Regions from separate parts of the Homo sapiens genome. Here region 2 is linked to region 1. A link is an interaction called in ENCODE POLR2A ChIA-PET data of the cell type or tissue named here. Cell type or tissue: PC-9. All regions are shown on one strand. Each heading gives the region's core, and the rest is flanking DNA. Links, peaks and the distances in the headings are about the cores only.

Region 1 (6,067 bases), core at 343-5,342:
AAAAGGATCTTTGGGGAGCGCTGATAACATTCTGTTTCATGATCTGTGTACTGGTTTTGTGGGTATGTTCAGTTTGTGAGAAGTCAGTGAGCTGTAATCTTGATAGATGCTACTTTCTGTATATCCATTATACTTCAATACAAAAGCTTTATAAAGTCACTTTTTTTTTTTTTTCAGGACAGAGTCTTGCTCTCTCACCCAGGCTGGAGTGCAGTGGCATGATCTGGGCTCACTGCAACTTCCGCTTCCCAGCTTCAAACAATTCTCATGCCTCAGCCTCCCGAGTAACTGGGACTACAGGCGCGCACAACCACGCCCAGCTAATTTTTGTATTTTTAGTAGAGATGGGGTTTCACCATGTTGGCCAGGATGGTCTTGAACTCCTGACCTCAAGTGATCTGCCCATCTCCGCCTCCCAAAGTGCTGGGATTACAAGCATGAGCCACCATGCCCGGCCAAAATCACATTTTATTTTATTTTATATTATTTTATTTTATTTATTTTCTGAGATGGAGACTTGCTCTCTCATCCAGGCTGGAGTGCAGTGGCATGATCTTGGCTCACTGCAACCTCTGCCTCCCAGGTTCAAGCAATTCTCCTGCCTCAGCCTCCCAAGTAGCTGGGATTACAGGCACCCACCACCGCGCCCTGCTGATTTTTGTATTCTTAATAGAGACGGGGTTTCACTATGTTGGCCAGGCTTGTCTCGAACTCCTGACCTTGTGATCCGCCCACCTCAGCCTCCCAAAGTGTTGGGATTACAGGCGTGAACCACCGCATCCAGCCAATCACATTTTAAAAAGAAGATCAGAACAAAGGTCTCTGAGGATAGACAGATATAGATAGATAGATAGACAGGCAGACAGACAGATAGAATAAGAAGGAGGAGGAGGAGAAGGGAGAGAAGAAAGGAGACAGAACACTAGTCCTCAGAGAACCCCAATGGCAACGAGGGGAGGCAGTCCTTGCTCTCAGGGAGTCCTGGGCTGCTGGGGAGACTACACATTCACCCATCATAACATAGCCCACAATGGCAAAGATGCAGAGGAGAGTTCAGGTGAAATAGGGATGAGTGACCTCCTTTGAACAGCCACGCTTTTATTGTAATAAATTTCAGCAGACATATATAACAGGTGCATTCACCTGTGATTTTATGGACACAATGGGTTAAAACAAAGGGACCTGCCAATAACTCTGGCATTCACAGGGCTCCAGTCGGCCTTACCTGTGCACAGCTGGCTGTTCATGTTCCCAAAGGTGACTTCTCCCGAAGTAACTTCATCCTGTTGGCTATGAAACCAAAGACACAGACTCGGGAAGAGGCAGCTGCAGGGTGATCAGACCCCAGTTTCAGGAACCCATTCTGTGAATCAACCCAGCAGTCCTGGCCCACTTTGTCACCCTCCTGCTTCTCTTGTACCCACACAGTCCCTGGCTGTGGTACTGTGAACAGAAGCTTCTGTTCAGAGATAGATCAACATGGAGGAGAGGAGGAGGAGGCTCCTGGGCAGGGTTCTCTCACCTGCTGAGACAGAAACTGACCACGGCCCTGGAATCAGATTCCACTTAACAAGGCAGTCCATGACTGCAGTGGCCCCAAGTACAGAGACAGATGGATAGGACAGCCCTATTATCACATCAAAGGGAATGCTTTCGAAGGTGGTGCCAGCTCCCTCTGGCTTAGGCCGTACTCCCGGTTGGTGATGGCCAAACCCTGGGTCTGCTCCCCTGAGAGGAGGGGAATCCACTGGGGGTGGCCCTCAGGAGAACCAGGACGTCAGAGCCTCCCTCAGCAGGAAGGAAGCTAGCTGTACTCTCAGCTCACTCGGGCACCGGCTGGCTGCCTGCCCCCACCTATCGTCACAACATCAAAGCCCAGGCCTCTGCCGAGACGGCGGACAGGGAGAACAGACGGCCCTCCAGGGAGTGCCTGTGCCTGGCTGTTAGGAGCGAAGCATGCACATCAGGACCACACTGCCCCTCCCCTCCCCTCACCCCCACATCAGCGCCATCTGGTCCCAGTGGTGACCTACACCCCACCCTGGACCCTGTGCTCTCCTAAATGGTGAGCCGAATGCCACACTGGCTCCTGTGGCTTCTCCTGCCTGGTGCCCTCACATTTTGCCTCTGCCACTTCCAATTCTGGTGGCTCTTCCCACCTTGCCTCCTCCATGTAGCCCCTGCCTGAATCCCCAGCCCTCCAAGGGGGCCTCTTTTTTTTTTTTAGACGGAGTCTTGCTCTGTCACCAGGCTGGAGTGCAGTGGCGCGATCTCGGCTCTCTGAAACCTCCACCTCCCATGTTCAAGCGATTCTCCTGCCTTAGCCTCCCGAGTGGCTGGGACTACAGGCATGAGCCATCAGGCCCAGCTAATTTTTGAATTTTTAGTAGAGATGGGGGTTTCACCATGCTGGCCAGGCTGGTCTCGAACTCCTGACCTCAGGCGATCCACACCCGCTTTGGCCTCCCAGAGTGCTGGGATTACAGGCGTGAGCCACCGTGCCCGGCCGAGGGGCCTCTTTTTGGACTCTATATTGGACATCATGAAACATACGGCCTATAATGTGCACTGCTCATCCCCGCCTATGCTCCTGGCCTTTCTGGAGAGACTGGAAGCTTCAGGAGGACAAGAATGATGCCTTGTGCCACTCTGGGACTTACTGCTACAGCTCACAGGAGGGAGGGACTGTTTCTCCCACAAGCTCTAGGCACCTCCCTCCTGTGGGCTCTAGATGAGCACGCACGACAGCTGGGCATTCACAGAATGACAGCACCGCCAGGTTGGCTGAGTCCATGCCAAAGAGGATCATATAGCTCTGAGGGTGTCCCCAGCTTGATCTCCCCAGAGTAATACATTTGGGGAGAGAGATTCAGCCACTGAAGGTGAGTTGGGCCCCAGGCCCACAGTGACCCCTAGTCCCACTCTTCAGCAGCTCCCACGGGGGATGACTCTGACCTTGACAGATGACTTCCCCACTGTCTTGAGTCTTTAAGATCTCTCCCCTCAGACTGGGGCTCCCTGAGGACAGGGCTGTGTCTCCCCTCAGACTGGGGCTCCCCGAGGACGGGGCTGTGTCTCCCCTCAGACTGGGGCTCCCCGAGGACGGGGCTGTGTCTCCCCTCAGACTGGGGCTCCCCGAGGATGGGGCTGTGTCTCCCCTCAGACTGGGGCTCCCCGAGGATGGGGCTGTGTCTCCCCTCAGACTGGGGCTCCCCGAGGATGGGGCTGTGTCTCCCCACAGACTGGGGCTTCCTGAGGACGGGGCTGTGTCTCCCCTCAGACTGGGGCTCCCTGAGGATGGGGCTGTGTCCTCTCAGGACTCAGCTTCATTCAGCTTTGGTGACACAGTAAGAAGTGAGTCACCCCTGTGAGGAGGTGGGTGGTGACAGGTGGGTGGGCAGAGCCTGACCCACTCAGGTGTACAGGCAGTCATGTATTACTTAACGACAGGAATGTATTATGAGAAGAGGGGTCATTAGGAGACTTCATTTTTGTGTGAACATGATGGAGTGCACTTACAGAAACCTAGGCTGTGTGGTAGGGCCTGTTGCTCCTACCCTGACCCGCACAGCATGTCATGGTCTTGAATACCTTAGGCAACTGTAACACAACGGTAAGCATTTGTGTGTCTAATCTTAGACAAGATACAGTAACAATACAGTATTATTATCTTACGGGACTGCAGTGTATAAGCCTCTCTCATTGATGCCTGACATAGTTGAGATGTTTGTTGGCAGGGTCAGGCTGGAGTTTCTTCAGGAAGTCTGAGAGTGAGAGCCGCTCCTGCATTTCTTTAGCAGGACCCTGGCAGGTGGGAGTTCAGCTGATTTCACTCATAGCCCAGTTTCTCTTAAGTCCAGCCAACCACGAGTTAAGGCTCTCCAGCCAAGGTTAGCATGAGGCCTGGGGCTGAGATGGGCCACAGTCTCATTGCTTTATTTAATCATCTCTTGCTGCCATCAGTGATGGATTCAGTGGAGAGACAGGGTTGAACGTGACGTACGAGAGCAGGAAATCTAATCTGCTCCAAGAGAAATCTAATCTAATCCCTGGATCCAGGGAAGGAAGGAACTCCTGAACTTTGATGTCTTTCAAGACCCGGCAGGTTAGCCAGGTATGGTGGCATGCGCCCGTAGTCCAAGTTTCTCTGGATGCTGAAGCAGGAGGATTGCTTGAGGCCAGGAGGTTGAGGCTGCAGTGAGCTATGATTGAGCCACTGCACTCCAGCCCAGATGACAGAGCAAGACCCAGTCTCAGAAAAAAAAGACCAGGCCTGGAGGACACTCACACTTGACACCCCTGTCCCCACCCCTGATCACCCCCTGACTCTGTACCAGAGCAGCCCTTCAGAGAAATGGAAGCCAGTGACGGCAAGGAGCAGCCGCTTGCTCATGGGCAGCTTCTACCTCTTCACCAAGGCTGGAGGGAGAGACCCCACCATAGCCCAGCCATGAGCTTAGGAAGCAGCAGATCAGGGTAGAGGGGCCTTTATTGAGGAGGAAATGGGAAGGCAGGAGCAGCCCTGAAGAAAGCAGGGGGAATGATCCAGGCAGGGGAGGAGTGTGGGCTGGCGGGGGTCTGGATAGGACTCTTTGTAGGGAGCTCCCAGACCTGTTCCAGAGGCGCCAGGAGGAACCCATGCTCCTTTGCCTTGTTCTCCCAGTACCCTGTGGGAGTTGGAGGGGCAGCAGGAGGCAATGCAGGTAAGAGAGGCCATGAAGGAGGGGTTGTTTGGACTGAGCTGGATGTGGTCCCAGACTAGGTCTCTCTGGGTGGGGTTGAGAATTGGGTGGCAGAAAGGGGAGAGTCCAGTGTCCAGGTTCCGGCACATCAAACGCCAAAGAACGTAATCACCAGGGCCTGGATAAGGAGCAGGAACCGAGCCTAATGCAAAAGTCCCAAACCAAACACTGATAATGGGCTCAGGAGGCTCTAGGCCTGGACCTCACGCTTCCACCCCGTGGCCCCTAGTCAAGCCTCATATGGATACGGTTACAGTCCCAGGTCCTTGGAGCCAGCTCGGATCCTGGCCAATCTAGTTTGGGTTCTGGAGAGGTGTGCCTGTGAGCAGCAGTGTGCCACTGGCCACGGCTCTCCCTGTGCTCAGGGACTCCTAGTGTGGGACACCAGGGGCCCATGACGGGGGCTGGGGCTGAGCAGCCTCCAGAGGGATGCCCCTTGGTAGGTATGTATAGCACATCAACTCTTCCCAACATCCCAACATCCAGAGGGACTGGCTCTGTGTGCCCATTGTACAGTGTGGAAAACTGAGAACTAGAGCAGATAGGGGGAACCCCAGCCTCAGGGGGTCTTCATGCACCCCACAGTGATGGGGAAGAGAAAGGATCCAGAGGCCTTAGATGAGCCTTAAAGCCACCTGCATTGACTTCCTGCCTGAAGATCCCCTTTTGCTGATTCTGAGGTTACCTGGGAGGTGTGTGTCTGACTGTGCCTGTTTCCTGCCAAGTCTGGGGACCCTCCCCCAGCCCCGCTCAGATTCCAGGGAGCTGAGTCTCTGATCCTAAAGTTCCAGGAGGATCTCTGAGAATCTCCACTTTTTCCCTTTGTAGGAGAATGTTTCACTGCTGCCTAGTGCTAGGACCGAGGCCCCAGGGGCTTGTCCTCCAGGGAGTCTGTCTCACTTCTGCTGTGCTCTCTCTGCTGACTCCCCAGACCTGCTCTGGACATGAATATGCCCTTCCACCCACAGCACTGCTGCTGCATGTCCCAAAGCCCTGGGTGTGTGGTGGGGCTTGGCATCCAGGTTACACTTGATCACAGGTCCAGCAGACAGCAGAGACCAAATCACAGGGACAGGAGCAGTGAGATGGGGCCTCCACAAGGCCTGGCCTTGCCCTCAGGAGTTCGGGGCTGGTGGAGTGCTTGGCGGTGCCTGAAGGACCCTGCTCTGCAATCTCTGGCTCCAGGGATGGGTCACAGTGTCAAGGGAACTGTCCCCCCAGGCTTCCAGCTCAAATCTGCCCCTCTTACCCCCAAATTCCTTTCCCATATTAGTAAAAGTTTTCTCTTCTTCCAGTTGTCAGACCCCAAACCTCAGAGTCCTCCT
Region 2 (6,067 bases), core at 417-5,416, 180 kb after region 1:
CTCCAACTGGGAGCAAATCCTCTACGTCACAGAGCCGGAGGCCTGGACTGCAGCTGCCATGTACCAGGCCACCAGGTAGAGTAGCTGGGGGTTCGGGGGCCTTGGGTTTATAGGTGCAGGCTGAGTTTGGGACGGACAGGCTTTCCTTGCCTCTGGCCCCAGGGCATTTGAGCTTTGCCCCAGGGCCCTCTCTGTGCTACTTTATAGCATCATTTTTCTAGCTTTTCCTGTGTCATTTTTTGGGGCCAAGACCCAGTTAGCCAGTTAGGAACCCTCCGTGATGAATTTCTAGGGGAGAGGCTTTTATAGCTACTGGGATACAACCCTCTGTGATGAATTTCTAGGGGAGAGGCTTTTATAGCCACTGGGATACAACCCTGTAGCAGGACCCTCAGAAGTCTGTGACTGCCCAGGCATGCTCAGGGCTACTCAACTGATGCTGAGTAGCCATCAGTTTGCACGAGCTCTGGCTCTCCCACAGACAAACGGTGCTCCTCATTTGGGTATATCTCATTGCCCCTCCTATTCTCTCTCTAAGCTGATGGGTGTTGCATGCACACAGCTCCCACACATCCCCCACTGAAAGAAAGGTCCCATATTTTACTTTAAAACCTCTTGTATGCACTATCCATGGTGATATTTAATGGGCCGGGTCCAGACTGTCGTGTGAGTTGGAAACTTCCCCCGCTTAACTCCCACTAGGATTTTTGCCTCTAACCTGAAGGAACGCATGGCCCAGCGCTTCTACAACCTTGTCCTGCTCCCTCGAGTACGAGATGACGTTGCTGAATACAAACGACTCAACTTCCATCTCTACATGGCTCTCAAGAAGGCCCTTTTCAAACCTGGAGCCTGGTTCAAAGGTGGGATCCCAGAGGCACGGAAGAAAGGGAAGGGCTGGAGCTTCTATGGGGAACACAGCAGGCCTGGTGTGGGAAATTGCTAGCTGTCCCTGGGCTGGGTGGGAATGCTTCCTGCTGTAACTCCTTTTTCTCATCCTGGGCTCACAGTGGCTGCCCTTTGACTCTCCCTAGGGATCCTGATTCCACTGTGCGAGTCTGGCACTTGTACCCTCCGGGAAGCCATCATTGTGGGTAGCATCATCACCAAGTGCTCCATCCCTGTGTTGCACTCCAGGTAGTATTGCTGGGGGTGGAAGGGGGCTGGTCAGTGGATATCCAGATAGTGGAATTGCCAGGACTTGGGAATGGGCAGAGTGGAGAAGGAGCTAAGGAAAGCCTTGGGTTTGTGCTTGTTTAAGCCAATGAGTAGGTGTATCATTATCCCCCTCAATGTAAGTTGTGCAACAACAGGGCCCGAGTGCCTGGCATAAAGTAAGTTCTCAGTAAATAGATAAACAAATGAGTAGGAAACACAGGAAGAAAGTAGTTAGGGTGGAGACGTTGAGATGTTTGGACCATACTCTAGTTGGTTACTGAAACAAGCAGTCTATGCTAGAGATAGAGATTTGGGTGGATCCCTGTAGAGATGGTGACTGAGGTCAAGGGAGTATAATATGATTGTGTAGGTGAGAAGGTCCCTGGGGAATACCATAGTGTAAGGGCCAGCAGAGGGGAAGAAAAAAAGGGGAAAGCATAGAGGGAGAAGTAGGATCCTTCTTCCAATGTTTTCCCTGCTTACTCTACCCCACCTCCCTTTCCCACTAGTGCGGCCATGCTGAAAATTGCTGAGATGGAATACAGCGGTGCCAACAGCATCTTCCTGCGACTGCTGCTGGATAAGAAGTATGCACTGCCTTACCGGGTGCTGGATGCCCTAGTCTTCCACTTCCTGGGGTTCCGGACAGAGAAGCGTGAACTGCCTGTGCTGTGGCACCAGTGCCTCCTGACTTTGGTCCAGCGCTACAAGGCCGACTTGGCCACAGACCAGAAAGAGGCCCTCTTAGAACTGCTCCGGCTGCAGCCCCATCCACAGCTATCGCCCGAAATCAGGCGTGAGCTTCAGAGTGCAGTCCCCCGCGATGTGGAAGATGTTCCCATCACCGTGGAGTGAGGAAAACAGTCAGCTGTCCTGGCCAAAGGGGTTTGGAAGGACACCAAGACCCCCGTTGGTGACTGAAGATGACACTGAGCTTTAATGGCTGAAGACCCAGATCAGGGCAGTGACAGATCACAGGGACATCTGTGGCTCCCAGTCCAGGACAGGAAGGACTGAGGGTCTGGCTGGTTCCCTCTTCCATTCTAGGCCCTTATCCCTGTTTAGTTCTGAGAGCCAACTTGAGATACCATATGCTAGCATTCCCAGTCCCCAGCTGGGGCTTGGTGTGAGTACTTTTTCTATGGCTATTGTGTCAGGTCACTGTGGATAAAGGCAAAGACAGATATTTATTGAACCTCTGTGTTTGGTGTAGTCAATGGAGGTAGGCATTACTCCTGTTAGTATTTGGAGGACGGAGGACATTCTTGTCCTGTTTATATAGGACCCACCTCCCTTGATCTCCAAGCTTGTTTCTCCAGGCTGCACTCACCTTGTTAGCCCCCAGGGGACACATCCTCTGCCTTCCCCCATCACAGGCTACAGCAGCCAGGAGCAGGTTGTCCAAAGATGGTCGTGTCTCAGCAGTGGATGAAAGGACTACAAGAGAAAACTCCTTGGGGAAAGCAGAGATAAGAGTCAAGAAAGGCCAGAGAGGCTGGGCTTGGTGGCTCACGCCTGTAATCCCAGCACTTTGGGAGGCTGAGGTAGGTGGATTACCTGAGTTCAGGAGTTCGAGACCAGCCTGGCCAACATGGTGAAACCCCTTCTCTACTAAAAATACAAAAATTAGCTGGGTGTGGTGGCGTGTGCTTGTAATCCCAGCTACTTGGGAGGCTGAGGCAGGAGAATCGCTTCAACCTGGGAGGTGGAGGTTGCGGTGATCCAGGATTGGGGCCACTACACTCCAGCCTGGGCCACGGAGCAAGACTGTCTCAAAAAAAAAAAAAAAAGGCCAGAGAATAAGGCTGGGCCCAAGAATGGTTAGATCAGAGCTAGCATCAAACAGGCTCCCTTTCTGGCTTTTCAGCCAATGAAAGCTTTAGACTAGTGACTAGTAAACTAGGGCCAGGTGCCCCTTTTTTTGTTGATTTGTTTTTTGAGACGGAGTCTCGCTCTGTCGCCCAGGCTGGAGTACAGTGGCATGATCTCGGCTCGCTGCAACCTCCGCCTCCATGGTTCAAGAGATTCTCCTGCCTCAGCCTCCTGAGTAGCTGGGACTACAGGTGCGTGCCACCACGCCTGGCTAATTTTTGTATTTTTAGTAGAGACGGGGTGGAGAAGGGGTTTCACCAGGTTGGCCAGGCTGGTCTCAAACTCCTGACCTCAGGTGATCCACCCGCCTCGGCCTCCCAAAGTGCTGGGATTACAGGCATGAGCCACTGCACCCAGCCCAAGTGCCCATTTTTGTGTGGCCCATGAGCTAAGAATGATTTTTCCATTTTTAAATGGGGAAAAAATTAAAACAGTATTTTGTGATAGGTAGGAATTACATGAAATTCCAGTTTCAGCATCCATAAATAGTTTTGTTGGAACAGCCATGCTCACCCATTTACATGTTTTCTGTGGCTGGTTTTGTGCTACAACAGCAGAGTTTAAGTATAATCCTGCTATAACCCTTGTTATTTGCTTTCGAAATTGCGCATTTGTTCCAACCCATTTAATATATTTGGGAACAGTTTGATCATAACGCAGACTTCATGTTTGCTTGTGTGTGATTTCATCCTCGAGAAATAGTAGGTGAATATGGGAAACTGTATCTAGCTGAACCAAGCCTAAGTAGTACACAAAACTCACACCTAAACATGTACCAGCTACCTCACTCATCTCCCCACCTGTGTTGAGCAACCCTTCCGACGTCCACTTCCAAAAGCAAAGTGCATGTCTTCAAGATAAAAGGCCATATTTATTGTGATATAATTTCTCAACCATTTGACATATGTAAAAACCAAGCTATCCTTTTTTTTTAAATGTGTCACTCATTTGAGTGTTGTGCTTCAAGCCCCATTTTTCCCATGAGACCTGTGGTCTTTATTGTGCAATTTTGCATGGCATAGTGATTTTTAGGAACGCATAGGTCACATTATAAAGCAGAACTGACTATATTTGGGTCAGAGACCATGTACCCCACAAAGCCTAAATATCCAGCCCTTTACAGAAAAGGCTCAATGATCCCTGCTTTAGACCATTGACTTCCACCTCCTTACCTCATACAGTGCAGAAATAGACTTACCCACACACCAATCCAAGAAGCCAAAGCCAGTTTTATTTCACAATCATCTTTATTACAGTAGGATGATGGTCCTGGGCCACCAGCCTAAACCTTGCAGCCTTAGGAAAGACCTGTGTCAACAGGGCTTGCCTCCCTCTCTAGACAGGGGCTCAGCCACCTCCAGGGCATCCCTGCTGCATTTTCCCTGCTGGAGGATGGGGCAGAGGGACAATGGGAGAGGAGGGCATGACCCCACCCCAGGCTATAGCAGCTCCTTGGCCACAAAGATCCTTTTGCCAGTAGCAGAAGGGAGGAAAACAGCAACCACCAGGGTTACCACCACTTGTGGGATGGCCAGGACCCCATTATGTCCTCTTAAAGTTGTGCTCAAAGCAATTAATAAATTAAAATGAGCCTTCAGCAGCAAAGCTGTCAATCACACAGGAGAAGCTGAGCAGAAAGCAAAGCAAAGAGGAATTTATAGCTTCTCTGGCTGAGGCCTAGGCCCCTCCCTCTAGGAGCAGCTGTCAGCACGGACTACATAGGGGCCTCCAAAGTACTGAGAGGAGCCATCTAGACTATTCCCCCTCATATGTGTCTATCATGCATTAAATTTTAGAGGGACCCCAATCCAAATGCAATAACCCTAGAAGGGACAACACCTTTAGAAGGCACTAGAGCATTTTGGCAGTTGAAAACATGAGAGCCCCCAGGGGTGGGGGGGGGCGTTCAAAAGGAATGCTGGTGTATGTATCCAATTCTGTCCCATCAGCCTGGCCCACCCCCAGCTAGAGTTGGGAAAGGCGCTGCTGGTCAGATGCAGGGAGGAGGAGCTTGACTAGCCACCGAAATGCAGACATGGCTGGCCGGGCCCCTTAGTGCACACTGCGGGGATGGGTAGGACCAGATCCCTTGGGCTTTGTGAAGGGGGAACAGACGCCCCTTCAGGCTTAGATGTGGTGTGGTTCCTGGAGGCAGGGAGGTGGGTGGCAGCGGCCCCTCCTCTGCTTAGTGGCCACTCCAGAGGGCCTCTCCAGGGCTACAGGTGTATGGCTGTGACATCTGTAGGAGTGCTGGTCTGGCTGGGCCCTTGGCTGCTGGAGCCCCGGGGGGCTTTGGGCGCTGGGCTGGAGCTGGTCTGAGAGGCTTCCCTGAGGCTCTCCCTGAGTGCAGCTTCGATCTGCTCCTGACAGGCCCGCAGGCAGTCCTGGGAACATGGGAGAAGAGTGAGGAGCAAACACTCCCCCCATAGCATCTGGCAGCAGGTGCAGGGGAAGGACAGCTCCCAACACATGGGGAAGTCTGGGGAGGTTAGGCCACAGCCCGGCCCCAGGAATCGCTCTTTAGTTCTCAGAAACTAGCAAGAGGATGTGGCAAGGGAGTGTGAGAGCAGCCCTGCATCTGACACCAAACCCCCCACCCCCACTCCAGCACACCACTTGGCAAGAAAAGAACCCCTAGGGCCAGTGCCCTTCACCCCACCCAAGATACTTGCTCTTCCCCAGACCAAGGCAGGAGATAAAAAGCCACAAAGCCCCAAGGTTGTGAAACCAGGACTTGGGACCAGGTTGGGGTTGGAGGTTTCCCTCTACTGGAGGCTCAGGGCATAGCACTACTTTATGAATGGAGAGGCTGCTGCCCAGCTACCCAGCACTCACCACTTCAGTGCCAGTGATCCCTGCCAGCAGCTCTGTGAGCTCATCCCCGGACATGGAGCAGGCACCCAGGCCTTGCACTGCAGCCCCAATGCTGCCCGTGGCGATCATGGATGGCGGGTACATGGCAAAGGTATAATCTTGGAGAGGAGGAAAGGGAACCATGAGAGAAGGAAACCTGAAGGATAACGGCCAGCATGGACTT

The links. Peaks named below come from ENCODE experiments on the same cell type or tissue, not always from the same donor. Only the 100,000 strongest peaks of a DNase experiment are listed, where the experiment ranks them.
Region 2: POLR2A ChIA-PET joins it to region 1 with 5 read pairs; 3 of 35 experiments call an interaction of 5 or more read pairs at or near these places.

What each region holds. Positions count from the first base shown.
Region 1 is chr6:41,754,726-41,760,792 of GRCh38, forward strand. No RefSeq gene overlaps it. Among named protein-coding and RNA genes, the nearest start is that of PGC, 10 kb to the left of the region's middle. In PC-9, for the core only: no CTCF peak of the experiment used is centred there; DNase peaks (open chromatin) are centred at 3,446 and 3,736.
Region 2 is chr6:41,930,694-41,936,760 of GRCh38, forward strand. BYSL (bystin like) reads left to right here. Exons shown (of 7, transcript NM_004053.4): 4 at 1-75; 5 at 703-863; 6 at 1,035-1,137; 7 at 1,668-2,353. The coding sequence ends at 2,013. CCND3 (cyclin D3) reads right to left here. Exons shown (of 5, transcript NM_001760.5): 4 at 5,866-6,002; 5 at 4,259-5,414. The coding sequence ends at 5,247. Among named protein-coding and RNA genes, the nearest start is that of CCND3, 8.1 kb to the right of the region's middle. In PC-9, for the core only: no CTCF peak of the experiment used is centred there; no DNase peak of the experiment used is centred there; H3K27ac peaks cover 1,283 bases.